Linked DNA regions of Homo sapiens: region 2 is linked to region 1. The links are chromatin loops, found by intact Hi-C in ENCODE. Cell type or tissue: IMR-90. All regions are shown on one strand.

Region 1 (8,000 bases):
GAAGGTTCAGCTTCACATTCAGCAGCATTTCCTGAGACCTCGTGTTCCAGGCCCTGTGCAAGGCACTGTGGCATGTTATCACATTTGTTTAACCAGTAGCTCTTCCCTCTAGATAGGTTGGCAGGTTATTCTCAACCTTTTCTTCCATGCTGTGCATCTTATTCACCCCTGGAATCTAAAATACATAAATAGTGTGTGTGTGTGTGTGTGTGTGTGTGTGTGTGTGTGTGGTGGGGAGGGAGGGTGAGTGAGTGATCAGTAGCTTTAGCTCTGTCTCCATTCCCCAAAATATTCACTTCAATAGGCCTTGCTACTTATAGGTAGTCCAGAGAGCAGAAGCACAGAGATCATCTGGGAGCTTGTTAGAAATGCAGAACATCAGGCCGGGTGCGGTGGCTCACGCCTGTAATCCCAGCACTTTGGGAGGCCGAGGTGGGTGGATCACCTGAGGTCAGGAGTTCGAGACCAGCCTGACCAACATGGAGAAACCCCGTCTCTACTAAAAAATACAAAAATTAGCCAGGAGTGGTGGCGCATGCCTGTAATCCCAGCTACTCGGGAGGCTGAGGCAGGAGAATTGCTTGAACCCAGGAGGCAAAGGTTGCAGTGAGCCGAGATCGTGCCATGGTGCTCCAGCCTGGGCAACCACAGTGAAACTCTGTCTCAAAAAAAAAAAAAAAAAAAGAAATGCAGAACATTAGGCCCCACCTCGGACCTGCTAATCACAATCTACTCAATCATTTTAACCATTATTTATCCAGGTGACTGAATGCATATTAAAGTTTGAGAACCCTTCATGATATAATCATATGAAAGAGCTTTTAACAGGACTATTGAGTAGGCTCAATTTCAACACAATTAAGTCAGAAAGTCTAGTGACTGGGGTATCTGTGTGGTTTAAACACTCTCCAGGAGATTATAGTGTGCACCCAAGGTTGGGGCACACTGCTCTGCTCTTTCCCAAAATGACATATAGATAAAAATTTCACAAATCCCTTGTAAACAAAGTAGATTTCAGAGTCTAGATTCAGAACCTATAGAATCAGAAATCATAATTTCCAGAAAAGAAAGCTGTTCATCTGTATATTTAACAAGCAACTCAGGCTCTATTTCTTTCATCTGGTGACCTTGTGGGAACTCATTTTTTCCTGTGTCCTTACATCCTTCACCAAAGGACAAGAGGCAGTGGAGTCACAAAGTAGGGAGACAAACATGGAAAGGAAAGAAATAATGTGAGATGAGAAATAGATTCCAAAATATCCAATAGGGTGGGGGCAGAGGTGGAGGTGGGACTCAAATCAGCCTGAATCCCTTTGTCACTATCAAGAGCCACTGCTGCACTTAGATGAGTGAATGATTCCCAACAACTGTAAATCTCTTTGTTTGAGAAAGGACTGATGTTGAAAGGGCACATTTCAGAGACGATAACCATGGTTTGGGGGAAGAGAGAGATCAAATCAGAATGGGTAACTTGACTGAGAGTCTTCTGGTTCATTACAAAGGGAATGAGTCAGTATTCTGTAGGACTGTGGGAAGCTGTCCTTTGGATTCTTTCTTTGCTTATGTGATTCTCAGTTTGAGGAATACCAATTTCGAGAATGTGTAGTCTCTCTACTGGTAAATGTAACACAAAAGTCAATAACACGTTTCTAATACTGGTATTGATTATAACACATTATAATGCATTATAATACATACTCATTGCATTTGTTCAATGTATCTGCTGTCTTGATATAGAGTACCGGGTTGGTTTGAGAAATTCTTTTTCATAAAATTATGTTAAGTTGTATTTCAAGAATTTTTTAAGACCATGCATTGATTTATAGAATTATTTATAGTTTTATTTATATTTTGCAGTAGGAGAAATACCATGTGTTTTAAATATCTACTTAAAAAAATACGCGGAGTACTCTACTAGGTGCTGCAGATAGAAAATAGAGGATAGAGCCTCCGCTTCTGAAGTGCTTAAAATTTATTTGGAGTCAGAGGTGTCAGAACTTATATGCACAAAAAAATTAGTAACAATGGAGCAGAGGATATGTTGACAGACAAATGGGAGATTTGGATGGTAAGTGTTAAAGGAGTTGAGAGTGCTGTTATGCCTGTGGGCATTGTGCTTTGTGCTATCCCTAGAAAACTTGCCAGTGTGAACTAAGAGACTATTTTTGTATTTCATTACCAATTCTCACTGTAAAACTTTAATGATTATTTAACTTCTCTGAATAATAGCTGAATGCAAATGCAATTAAAAAACATATTTTTTTGAATTTCCTTTGATGCTAAACTTAAAGGAAGTTTAGAGACACAATAAGTTATCCTTTCTAGTTTGAATATCTAGAGGAATTAAAAGACCCTAAGGTAATTCGCTTTTGTAATATGGACCCAAACTGGATATTTGGTTGATAACTATTTTCTTGCCTTCTCATTCTAGCAAGGGGTTGTGATTTCCCAACAAAGACAGAGAGTTGCAAAACAGCAGGACTTTGCTAGAGTTAGTAATTAATTAGGTGCTAAAAGTACCAGAGGCTCTGAGACACAGTGTGTGACTCAAAGGGATAAGAAGCACCCAGAATTTCAAACAAGTGTCACTTAAATAAACAGAAAGTCAAGTGAGTCCTGTCTGTGGAATGGGAAATGGTCAATTGACATCAGGAGCCACTATGCAACTGTGTAATACAACGTTATAAGGATTAGTCACGATATTTTGCAACTTGTGCATGACTGGAGGTTTTTTTCTCAGTTCTGTAGAAGGTGAGCAATTATCTGCCTGGTAGAATTCACAGAAGTCAAAATGAACTCTTAATGCACCATAGTGTTCAAATAAATAACCAGTCCTTCAGAGGTTCCCACCAGCTGACTTTCCTCTACCCCTTTAATGTATATTAATCAATCAAGTTAATTATTAATATTAGTAGACAAGCCAAAGCACTTTACTAATCAACTAATAGCTGGGGACCCAAGGCCAAGCAAGAGCTTTCATGACTGGGAGGAACATTCCAGAGAGAAAATTATATAAGTGGTCATTTTGTCTAAAAGGAAATGTGTTTCTCCTATGGAGTAGAAGAATTCCTGCATAAATACAGATAAGTGTTAAGGTGTTATTCAACTTAAGATTTTATGGTTTCTTTCCCATATTATTTCCAAGTTTCTTTATGTAACTATTTAAATTTTGAAGTGGTAGGTACTAAACACTGTAATAGGGTCTATCAACATAAGATAGTGGAAGATCATCAGAGCTCACAAATAGATCTATAGGTAAACATTATGTGTGTGTGTGTGTGTGTATGTGTATGTGCGTATGTTTTTTAAAATGTGGGTTCCCTGCAAGAATGGGAAAGGAGAAAAAAGATCTGATGTAACTTGATTATCCTCGAGTGAGTATTATTCCTATGAGGGATTTCATGAACATTTTTTATTATAATTAATATATGGTACAGAATGCTTCAGTGTAACATTGAGAACATTTTTGTTATGTTGAATAAGTCTGCCTGAGGTTGAAAATGCAAAACATGTAAAACAACTCTTAAATGTATTCAAGTTTTAAGAGTTTAGAAGAATTAAGCAACTCTCTGATTTTGCGCTTTTTTTTGCAATATAAAATTAATACATGTATGTCTTGCCATAAAGAAACATGTAACTTGCATATTTGCAAGTGAATATGTGTTCGTCAGAGACATGAGAGGCCAAATTTCATTGAATTTGGTTAGTAAACTTTAAATTGTAGACATAAATGTTTCATGACAGGTTTATTTGATTTGATGGCATGTATTAAATGCTAATTCATTAAAACATTATCTGATTCATACTAAAAAAGCTATTACTGCAAATTTGGAATTTTTTTACTTTATATTACAGAACCAGTAGTTAATTACTTTCCTTTAGAGATCTCTGGTCCTGGCACTAGTAGATGAATGAGTTGGAGTTACAAATCAGTAGTTGACTTAGCAGAAACATTTTAGCTGTGTCCATTAATAAAGACTGAATATTGTTTTTTCTTTTTTTTCTTTTTAAGACAACTTGTAGTTTTTTTTTTTTTTTTTTTTTTGGAGGTTGGGACAGATAGTTTCGTAGCATGAATGCTCCACATTTTAAAATGTGTATTGAGAAAGAATTTACTGGATCAAGTCTTTCCCATCAACATACTCTAGAGGGAGTCAAATCTAAGAAAGTTATGTTTAATGCATTTCAAGTGCTGTTGGTTTTTTAAAAATAACTTCCTCTTCTTGGTGACAATCTGTTTTGGCCCTCTTAGTTAATAAGGATGCAGTCCAGGAATTGGTTAGAACCGGGATCTAATGAGGCCAAGGTAGAGACTGATTCCATGTGTGAACCATTTAGCCACTTACAGAGAAAATACCCCTTCCCTTGGTCACAGACTGCTTGGGTCAGCATGTGAACCAATGCATACTTAGGCATGAATAGGGAGAGAGTGAAAGGTAGGATGTGGAGTAAAAGAGTATTTACAGGCCAGGAAAAACTACTCCTTCCCGAATGGAATAATAAACTGCAATATGGGTCTCAATAATGCCATTAGTTAGCTGTGTGAACTTGGAAACACCTCTTAACCTCTTTGAAATTCAGTTTTTCAATTGTACTAAAACGGAATTTTGAGCTAGAAGGTCTCAGGTCTAAGTTTTATGATATTATTTCGATAGAAGAAAGTTTATGGTTTGTATAAAAGTGTATCTTGAAGATCTGGGTATGAGCCAGTAGCTCCTGTAGAAATCTTGGAAGTCTGGGCTGGGCGCGATGGCTCACGCCTGTAATCTCAGCACCTTGGGAGGCCTAGACAGGTAGATCACCTGAGGTTGGGAGTTCGAGACCAGCCTGACCAAAATGGAGAAACCCTGTCTCTACTAAAAATACAAAATTAGCTGGGCATACCTGCCTGTAATCCCAGCTACTCAGGAAGCTGAGGCAGGAGAATTGCTTGAATCTAGGAGGCAGAGGTTGTGGTGAGCCAAGATCTCGCCATTGCATTCCAGCCTGGGCAACAAGAGTGAAACTCCATCTCAAAAAAAAAATAAAAATCTTGGAAGTCTAGCATTTTGTTTTTAATATACTTTTGTTCTAAATATTCTTGTATCATGCACAACTGGATTACATGTACTTCTGCCATATATCTCCTGTACTTTTTAAAACGTTTGTTCCTTTTATTGCACTATTTCTTTCACTTGATGTTTACTGAGCTTCTATTTACAGTTATAGAAACCTCACATGCTCTTTAGACGCAACTCAGCTGATGTGAACTCCATGAAACACTCCTTGTCCCTTCTTAACACTATAAGAATGATTTCTACTTTCTCTGAACTTCACTCAAATTTTGCTGTTACTTTTCTTTTGGCACTATCACTTTCTGCCTTACCTTATAGTTGTTTCTGGAACATGTCTTACTTGTCAATGAAACTCAAACTCCTTAAGTAGGTGTAGAGATCAAGGGATCTAAACTTTACATTCTCCATTTTAAGCAATGGGATTTGCTAATAGTAAATATTCAACACAAATCTGCTGACAAAAATCAATAAAAGAATGCTGCTTAAAATATCTAGTTTTTGAAAAATTATTTAAATAGACATGTAGTTCATTTTAATGAGACCATCAATTGCAGTTCCTCAGACTTTATAGTTCTTATGTTTGTGAGGAGACACTTTTAGCAAATTTTCTTTTTAGGAAGGGAGGGAGGAAAAATGCTTGGTATTATTTCTTTCTAACTTGTACATGCAAACTAATTTTAAGAACTCATACAGCTTCAGTTTTTTCCTTTGTCAACTTTTAGGTTGGTATCTACCCGAAACAGAGTTTGAGTGAATGTTTTTTAAAGATTTTCATACAATTTTACACCGTTAATCTTCTATAGCTCTTGATGATGAGGAGCAGCCAGCATTTTTCTCATCAGGTACCAATTTCTTTGTATATCTCAAAAGGACCAAATCTCCAAATAGAGTTGGGTGTGCAATTAGAAATTCTCACATTCAGTGCAAGTATGTGTTAGGATTTTCTTCAATAGCCTCTTAGGTACTGTGTAGCTTTTATTTCTATTATGCCTTCTCCCTATCTTTCTACTTTAATTTCTACTTTTTGTTTCTTCCTTTCAGCCCACAGTCATACAAGGCATTTATATAGTAGGTGCACAATGCATAATTTATTTGGTTTAATTCTCTCTGTTCTTTTCCCTTAATCAACACATGGAATTTTATCCAGGGGAAAGAGTAACATGTGGAGTTTATCCTCTTCATCTTCTATTTTAGCTTTTCTGTATTTCTTTCTTCAAGCGGCTGCCATTTCATTTCTTTTGAGTATTAGCTTACACTGTGGAATCCCCTCGCTTGGTAATTGCAAAGGCTTAAATCTCTGATGATAAATGTCAAGTGGTGGGGTTGAAACTTTTGGAAAGGAGGGCCTTGTTCATCATCATTTCCTTCCTTTTTCCCTTCCTTCTTCCTTCCCTTTCTTTTTCTTTTAAAGTCTGGAACTGACAAGTTGATATTTCAAGACTAATATCCTGAAATAAGGAGACATTAATGCCTAAAGTTATTTTCACAATCTAAAACTGAACATATCATAGCTATTATGTTTATCTACAAAGACATATAAGGCCAGTGTCAAGATCATTCTTCGGGAAAAAAATTAATGCCGTTAAGAATATTCTTCATGTAATCTGTGGGATACTTATAGCCATGAAAAAGTTTCTGGTAGTCTTTGCTGTTTTTAACCTGGGTGTATGTTTTTTGCTCATCATATTTTATATGTTTCTGGGTGAAGTTCATACCAAAGAGAGAAATAAAGGAACAGAAAAATATTAAATAACTATCTTTCATTGTAACTGAACATTTTTCTAAAGATGAATGATATGGACTTTGAAGGAAGATGTACATTTCTAAACTGCAATGATTATCTCAAACATGTAGATAATGACTTTGGAAAATTTGCTAAAGATTCTTGACATAGAGAAGAATAAGATAAGTTTCATTTATAATAATCTAGAAAAAATAAAAATATTTGAAGAAAAAAGCTGTGTTGGTGCACATGCAGAGACAGAGAAATAAGGAACTTATGTATACACCTACAATGTGCCCACAAAAATAAAAATATTAAAAAATAAGGAACTTAATCATAGTAAATTCTCTTTAAAAGTCTTATTTGAATTATTACTGGTGAATTTGTCTTGTTGTCTTTATACTTATGTTGAGTCTTGTGTCAAGATTTTTAAAAATCAAAAACACAGAAAAGCAAAGCTCCCAATGCATCTTCTTCATCAGCACAAGGATTCACACTCTTCCTCCATTCTTCCTCTCTCCACTCCGTTGAAAAATCCCAATGTTACCATGGTTTCTGTGATTTCAAAAATGATACTTTTTGCATCTCCCCAGTACTAAAAACCAAGAAAGTAGACTAGAATTTTTACTGCTATAGATAGCTCGGATGTTGTTACAAATTATTTATTTATTTATTTATTTATTTATTTATTTATTTATTTATTTTTGAGACAGAGTTTCACTCTTGCTGCCCAGGCTGGAGTGCAGTGGCACAATCTCGACTCACTGCACCCTCCGCCTCCTGGGTTCAAGCAATTCTCCTGCCTCAGCCTTCCGAGTAGCTGGGATTACAGGCATCCTCCACCAGGCCTGGTTAATTTTTTTTTTTTTTTTTTTTTTTTTTGTATTTTTGGTAGAGATGGGGTTTCACCATGTTGGCCAGGCTGGTCTCAAACTCCTGACCTCAGGTGATCCACCCACCTCGGCCTCCCAAAGTGCTGGGATTACAGGCATGAGCCACCACGCCTGGCCACAAATAATTTAAAGGAGTATTTAGAGTCAGACTTCCAGATTGCTCAGCCCTGGCCAACAGATTTTCTGCATAGACTCTAAAATCTGAATAACAGATTTTCTGCATAGATTTATATTTATCTATGCATCTTTGGGCTCTCTATTGACAGCTAGCAATACTTTGCATTATTAGATGAAAGTAATATCTTAGTTTGTGCATTGAGAGGTCTAAGA
Region 2 (8,000 bases), 920 kb after region 1:
TATTGATGAATGAGAGAATATTTAAAAATTAGAAAAGCATATCAGTAAGATAAAACAAGTGACCTCTCCTTAGAATACACAGGCTCAAAAGATATGCAATATGTATTTTAGGTGGATGTTAAGAATAGTCTGGGGCCAGGACATGCAAAAGAAGCCTGGCTCCTAACCAGGTCATTGCTCACCATTCTAGAAGCTGAAGAGTCCCCTGAAAAAAGAGCATGAAGAGTGCCAAAAAGATTTGTGATGGCTTCCTGGAGAAGACTGTAGGAGTAAAGATAAACTTTGCTGACCAAAACAGCTTATCTATACTAGTCCTACTGACTCTATCCTTCACTTAGAAATAAATCTTCATTACCAAATAAATATATGAATCAAGGAAAAAATGTGACTTATTTCCAGGGGATTGCCTGCAAATACCTCCCCTACTCACCTACCATGTTTTCTCCTTTCTCTTGACCTTCAAGATCTACAATTAGAATTACTCTTTGAATTAGAACAATGTTCCTCAAACTTGAGTGGACCAGGAAGAAAGACATGATCTCAAAGACCCACAGTGTTAATATTACATATACTTAAAGTTGTTTAATAATGTGCAAACACAAAACCAGGTCTGTCACTCCTTTCTGCTTGATCCCACACAAGCTGCTGTCCCTGTTTCGTGTTTTTGGACAAGGAAATTCTTTGTCAGGCTGCCTCTGATTGCATTTAACCCTAGTTACTATGCAGCCTCTCATCTTAAAGAAATACTTTTCCTCCATAGTGACAACAACAGAGAGCCAGGTTCAGGTTCACCCTACTCTTGGAACCCACAGAATCCTCCTACAACACTGGCTGGGTCTACAATCTTTCTCAGCTACTTTCCTTCAGTTGAGGGAGCCCAAGAAGGTCTGAAGGAACCAAGAGAAAGCACCAAGAGAAAGATACAGGGGGAGAGAAAGGGTCAGACAAGCAAGTTATTGCCATCAAGGGAAACAGGCAGCCTCAGTCTGCATCCCAGCTTCACCATATTGGTTGTGTGATTTGCCATTCTGAGCTTCAGGTTCTTCACCTTTCAAATAAATAATAACAATAATTGAAGTATTATATGTAATGTTTCTGGCATAGTATAGCAGTTCAAAACCTGTAACTGTTACCATGATTATGCTCTGGACTTCAAAGTAAGAACATTGTCACCTAATGTCCCAAAGCTTCTATTTAGCCAGTCAGTGACCAATATTTATTAAGCAGTGGAGAATTAGAGAACACATATAATATACCCTCCTTGCCTTCAAGTACTTATTTCAAAGAAGACCTCTAGTGTATCAAAGTACAATTTTTGAGAGGTATAGAAAAAACTAGAAATCAAAAATCCTGGATTCTTAACATAGTTTGCACTGTGCATTACCTGTGCTTCATAAGGTAATCACTTCACAGTTCTGAGTCTCATATTACTCCTCTTTAAAGCAGAGATCATGTTTTGTGCTATGCCTACCTCAAGGATTATTATAAAGCCAAATAAGATATATTAGGGCATTAATAAATATAATCTATTATTATTAGTCATTTTCAAGACCAAAATGACATCTCATCCAATTATCTCATTTTCCAGATGGCAAGACAGAATCCCATAAAGGCTTCATGATTAGTCTAACAACATACAGCTAGAGCTGCGACTCGCACTAAGGGCTGAGGTAACTCTCTCTCAGGTTGCTCGCATCAGCTTCCCCTCCCTCCCACCCTCCTTCCCCACGTATCGTCCCCAGTGCCTTAAAAAGATGAAGCACTCTATAAGTGCTAACAGTTAATCTATAATTCTTATTAAAAACGGTGAGCTGATAGAGTAGGAAAATAATCAGAGTTTAGAGTCAGGGAAGGTTCCATAAAGATGAGTTCCCAGAGCAGGTGCTCTGCAGATCACAGGATCTCATTTCAATTCCCTGTCCAGTACCATTGCTTACACGCACAGCAATAAACTCCCCCAGCATTTAGCACTCCCTGGGACCTCTTTAAAAGGCCCTCCACTCTTCTAAACTGCCCAAGTAGGCTAATTAGTGAGGCTATCTGAAATCCTTTACTCCAACTGTTCAGATAGCTGCACACTTTGGGGACCTACCAATTGTTTCCCGCTTTCCATGAGGTGGCTTATTTTGGTCAATGCAACACCCCAACACCTCTGCCCACTCCTGAAAACTCTCACCCCAGATCATCTGGGCCTTATTACAGAAGAAACTTTTGCTCTCAGTACTTTTAACTTGGAGTGCTATTTGGAAAGACTCGGCTCATAAAAAGTCTTACAGTTCCTTTGTTGGCCTTATCATGACCTGAACATTTTGTTAACAAAGCACCCTGTTAATGTTTTGACCACAAGAACTAATGTGCTTGGGGTTGATGGTGTTGCCAAAGTGATGCTTGCTCCTAAAAAGGGAAAGTTTTAATTCTATTTTCAAAATAAGTCATCTTACCCCTGCTATATTAGGAAATGTCATCAATCAGTCTACGAAGCCTGCAGTGGGTGGGTGGTGTTGGAGGGATGGGTGTGTTAATTCACTTGTTATTCCAGTTTCCCAGTTTCACAAACCTCACCTCCCTGTAGGGGGCAGGTGAAGTTCCAACAGCCCCAGTTGAAATGGGCCTGAAATTGGCCTTTCAATTACAAAACATACAAAGGTATTATCAGTGGGTGCAGCCAGGCTGATACCTAGTGACTGGGCAGAGATTGCAAAATAAAAAAGGTGATCTGAGGGTCAAAAGACAGACAATGATTCAATTCATTATTTCCTGGGCAAAGTCATTCTCAGCTCAGGAAATCCCCAGAGTCCTAAGTTCCAAAAATAATCCCTCTAAGAGCAAATCTTTAAAGCTGTCTGCCTACCTGCACAGGAATGAAGGCTGCAAGCTCAAGTCAGGAGGAAATGTAGTATAGTATTGTACAAGGTGTCCCAGAGAAGAGGCTTAAACACCTGGAAAAGGGTCACACTGCATGGTGGGGTTGGGGGAGTCAGGGGTCAGGCTACCATACTGATCTCAAGCACAGACCCCATAAGGGAAGATGACAAAAAGGGGTCCTCAAAAAGAGACCACTAAGGCCTTCAACAATCAAACCCCATTAGCCCAGATGCACAGTAAAGCAGTCTATACCAGGTCTTCCTGAGTGGTAAGTCCAAATCCTCTTGAAGAAACGACCACCAAGAAGTGGGAAAAAAAGAAGAAATGCTACCCAAGTCAGCAAGGCTCTATTCACAGACAAACTCCCTTCAACCCTTCTGCTTTGCGAGGATATGCTGATTATCACAGGATCCCCCATCGGTACCTCCTAAAGAGCACCTCTTCCTTCCCCAAAATCTTTCCCTCAACCCTGAAAAGTCATATTCTTTACATCCTTTTTGTAGAAAGGTTCTCAATCCCATTCTGCTTTGATGCACCTGTGCACTCTAGAGTTTATGTTAATACGTAATATTTACATTCTATAAAGTTATAAAAGCTTTCATGTTTTATATGCTTTATCTACGAGGTTGTTATCTCCTGTCTTATCTCCATCAGTCTGTAAAATCATTGATAGTAGAAACTGTCTACAATTTCTTTTGAATCTGTCTTTTCAGACCAAGGAGTTTTATCTTGAAATATCTGTTTTTGACAGGATGACTTGCTATGTATTTGGCAAACTGTATTCCTTACCTCTAAGTGTTAACAAAAAGCCATTAAAATAATAGAATTAATAAAGGAAAGGAAATAAGGCTAGTAAGAACTTTGGCTCAGTAAGCTGCCTCAGTTGCCTCAGCTCTCCTGAAAACAGGCCAGATATTAGAACACTTTACACTCACAGGATACTAACATCAATCCCAGTCTTGGAAAACACCCTCTTCTTCTTCATCCCCAGAGCCAACATGGCTGACAATGTTTTCTATTAACTATCATAATCACAATCCCACTGGAACAATGGTGCCCTTTTCTTTTAAATCAGAGTTCACCTTGGGCAATTTACATTCCTGACCTTTTAAGGTAAAGCCTTCTTGCTCCTTGGTCCAACCCACAAAACCCTTTGATATGTAGGAATCTGTATTAGGGTAAAAACAGTTGGTAACATGACCCAAGAGGCCTAAATTGAACAGAAACTTCTCTATCACTGGAAGAAATCAAACAGAAGTTAGGTGATAATCTTAAGCAAGGCTGTTGTCAGGGGAATTTATAAAATGAGGACAGGAGTGGGACTAACAATTATCACATGCACTTCCAACTATTAGGGTTTGGGATTATGAATGTTTTAACAAAAATAAGAGGATTTAGGTGAAACATTTCTACCAGCCTGGTCATGCATTAAGCCAGAGGAAAATTTCACCCAGACACAAAATCTTAATTCAAAGCAATAATTGGGAGTGAAAACATTTCTATTCTTAACCTCACAGCAAAGATTCAAAAAATAATCTAGAGCAAGTTTCCAGTAACATCAAGCACTAAAAGAGTTTCATGTTTTTAGCCAGAAGTAATCACTAAAATATTCCTTTAAAAAAAAATCCTCTTTCTAAATGTGTGTCCTATTTATGGAACAATGAGCAGTTTAAATCTTGAGAAAATTGTGTTCTTGTAAATACTTATTACGTAAATATAAAACATAAAGTAAAATATAATTTGTTTTAAAATTTCCAAACAAAAGATTTTACTGCTCAGGGAATGCCCTTTGCGCTTTAAACTATTAAATTAAGTTGTGTAATTAGTTGGGCTTTGTCATCAGAGTCATGTTGCTATTACATGAAAAGACAATAGGACAGAACTTTAGCAGTCAGAGTAAGACAAGCAATTCCCATGACTCGTAAACCACAAAACTGTGTGGCCAAGTGACTAAGGCATCAGCACCTGTCTTAGGCTCATATTGCCACATGCGTAAGCAGTTGTTGAAGAAAAATAGATAGTAACTCATTGATTTGAATACTGTCTTAAAAGTATATGAATCATTCTTGTTTCTATATGTTATAGCTCTGACCTAAACTTACTACCTTCTTTACAGTAATCCATTTAAGGACTAACATGTTAGGAATTACTGTGTTTATAACTCTAACACTAAATTTTCTTTGCCAAATTTTCCCTGCATAAATTTTCCTGGCCTCCTGGCTATAAACATGATAAACTACACATCCTTGCTAAATTGTCCTTGCGTCCTTTCTGAGAACATGATAGACTGTGTAATGAATGAAGGTGATACTAGGTTCACTTGGCTAATGGCAATAATTACTATGGCTTGGACAAGGTATTTATCACTTATACAGAATATTTAGCTCTCTGGTACAAATTCTGATTTGAATGGCATAAAATATACTCAGGTATATTTTTAAAAAATTATAATACATATTCACAATAGGTAATCTTTGTAGATCATCTAAGATGACCAAATAAAATATTTCTGAAAATATAACCTCACGAGTCAATGATCAAAAAATACAATGATTGAAGTTTTGTCTATAAAGTTATATCTTTTTTCCAATTTCTTTCATTCCAAACTATTTTTTCAGTCCTTTATCACGTAGCATATTCTATTCTAACAAAGGAAATTTGATTCAGGCATATTGATTTATTATAGTTTACAAATAGGTTTTTCTCCTTTCTTATATAGAAACTGGTTTGACAGAGTTGGATATAATCTATAATTGAAAAAAATTCAATAAGCATGAATTTAGTTTGTGTGTTTTTAAATTTTCTTCCCTAATTATTAGAGGTAAGTTAAAATGTGTTCATATTTTTTAGGTGTTTGAACCTTATAACAATATTTCAGAAAACAGAAAAAGTTTAAAATCATTTTACTTGCTTGAGTGCTAAGTGAATATCTTTGAAAAGTATATACTTCACTCTCATTTGTGAGCTGTCTTATAGTTATTCTTCGCTATATGTGAAACCTGACATGTAGTCTTTCAGTTTTGTCATCCTATCTGCTCTTGCACTTTAGTTAATATTATTTGGTAGAAATGCCATATTTTGATTTTTTCATGACAAGTTAATCTTTGGGGAAATGAAAGATTAAACAATGGGAATGAACAGTCAGAAAAGTAGAAAAAAAACTTTGTTCAGTGTGATATCCTGGAAGCCAAGTGAGGAATGTTTCTAAAAAGAGGACAGGATCAACACTGTCACATGCTGCTGATTTGGTACAGTAAGAGTACTCTGATGGGTTCAAACAAGTTCAATCAGAGCATGTATATATAACTATGCTCTTTCCAACTCTACTTAAATAACAATACAGAAATTTTTAAAGATCTGAACCCACATAGATAAAGAGAATGGAAGCAGGGACCACAGCAGAGGAGCAATATTGACAAAATCTTGAAAGATGAAGAGTGAATAGATAAGCAGTAATTCACTTAATTGAAAGCAGAGAGCCTCAAGCGTTCACAGGAAGGAAGAAGGTCCACAAGAAGTGACACAATTTCTTCTGCAGAGCCCTAGAAAGGACCAAGTTTGGGAGGTATAGTATACCTCTGAAGGCACAGTGGAGGCAGGTGGGTGGGGGAGCTGATAACTTTAATTTTGAAGTAATTGGTTGAAATTTTGTTTAAGGAAAAATTAGATTCCTCCAATCACTTCCCAATTTCAGATATCCTAAAATTACCCCTCCTATATACCCTGATAGACAATAAGAATAAAGAGAATTATCTAAAGAATTCTAAACAGAGAAGTTTAGTATGTTTTTCGGGCAGAATTGAAATTGGGGCTGAAATTCCAGACTAAAAACCTAGACTATTAAATTAAAATGTTTACACTGATAATGTAACTCCCAACCGCTTCCCTGACTAGATCCCAGAAAGCTGCTAGCCAGGTTTATGCTCCCCAAGCAGGAGAAAAGATGAAACTGTCTGGGGTCAAGAAAAAAGACCTAGACACCAAATAAACAGCTGGTTTTCTCAGTTTTTCTACATGGTGACCCTAAGGAAACATGCGCTATACATACTTAGGATTTCAATCAACTTGTCTTTCACATAAGGCAGAACAGAAAGTATCTAGCATAGAAGTCAGAGTCTACAATGCATAAACAGAATAAAAGTAACTTAGAAGAGACAGATATATTGTATGAAGAAGAATATAGTCACAGCTATGTTTCCCTGGGAGGTAGACTCTGAAATGGGCTTGAGCATGCAAGATATTTATTAGGGAGTCACTTTGGAGGGGACAAAAGCAGGGGTGGGCTAACAAAGAAGGCAAGCTGCAAGGCCAGTCCCATGACAGCCTCAGCCTCAGTGTCTGGGGCTAGAACAGCCCTTCAGAACTCTCCCACATTGGGCCAAGATGGCCAAGCACTCATAGCTCACATGGAACAGTCTTTGGGTGTGGCTACCTCAAAAAGGGAAGGTGATCTTGGGCAACAACTCTTTCCTTGAAGGGTGATCTGAGTGTTGCATCCAGTGCCTACCATAAAAACTTTAAAGAAACTATAATAAATAAATTTAGAAAGCTAAATAAAAGCACTATTCCATCTGATGAAATAAGAAAATAATGTTATGTATTTTTTAACATAGAGTATTCTGAAAACATAAGATCGCTCTTGAAATTTTAAAATATAACAATGGAAAGGGTTAAAGAGAATCCCCAGTTTGATAGTAAGGGGAAGACCCTGGACCAGAGCTTGCAGTAGGCACAGGGAACAACCAGTTGTGGGAGGAGGCAGCCAGAGGGCTTAAGGGAAAGGGGATGGATACTTTGAAAAAAATGAAACTGATGGATCACTTATTATATTTGCATTGAGAGAGGCTGTATACCTTGGATTTGGGGGATGAATCAGTAGTAGAAATATAAAAATCAGCTAATGAAAAAATCGTGCAATTTTTCATTTAGGAAAGCAAAGAGTTGAAAAAAAAGGTCAGAGCACCCTTCTGAGCTCAGCTGTGTATAGTATTTATGTAGTCATAATAAAGCAAACACAGAATAGAGGTTAAACCAAAAATGGTAATTTACCAGCATTTAGAGGCTGAGGAAATGGGAAGTATATATTAAGTGGTGTGGGGAGAGTTGATAGGGCTGGATTCTTTTCTCCAATAAGA

The links. Peaks named below come from ENCODE experiments on the same cell type or tissue, not always from the same donor. Only the 100,000 strongest peaks of a DNase experiment are listed, where the experiment ranks them.
Region 2: it touches region 1 in a loop (2.6-fold over the local background); 3 of 110 quality-filtered maps call a loop at or near these places.

What each region holds. Positions count from the first base shown.
Region 1 is chr6:127,097,095-127,105,094 of GRCh38, reverse strand. The region is part of intron 4 of LOC105377989 (a long non-coding RNA gene); the gene reads left to right. Among named protein-coding and RNA genes, the nearest start is that of RSPO3, 18 kb to the left of the region's middle. In IMR-90, a CTCF peak has its summit at 4,139; a DNase peak (open chromatin) is centred at 2,604; H3K27me3 peaks cover 1,063 bases.
Region 2 is chr6:126,177,555-126,185,554 of GRCh38, reverse strand. It overlaps a transcript of TRMT11 not described here. Among named protein-coding and RNA genes, the nearest start is that of CENPW, 160 kb to the left of the region's middle. In IMR-90, no CTCF peak of the experiment used is centred here; a DNase peak (open chromatin) is centred at 4,804; H3K27me3 peaks cover 382 bases.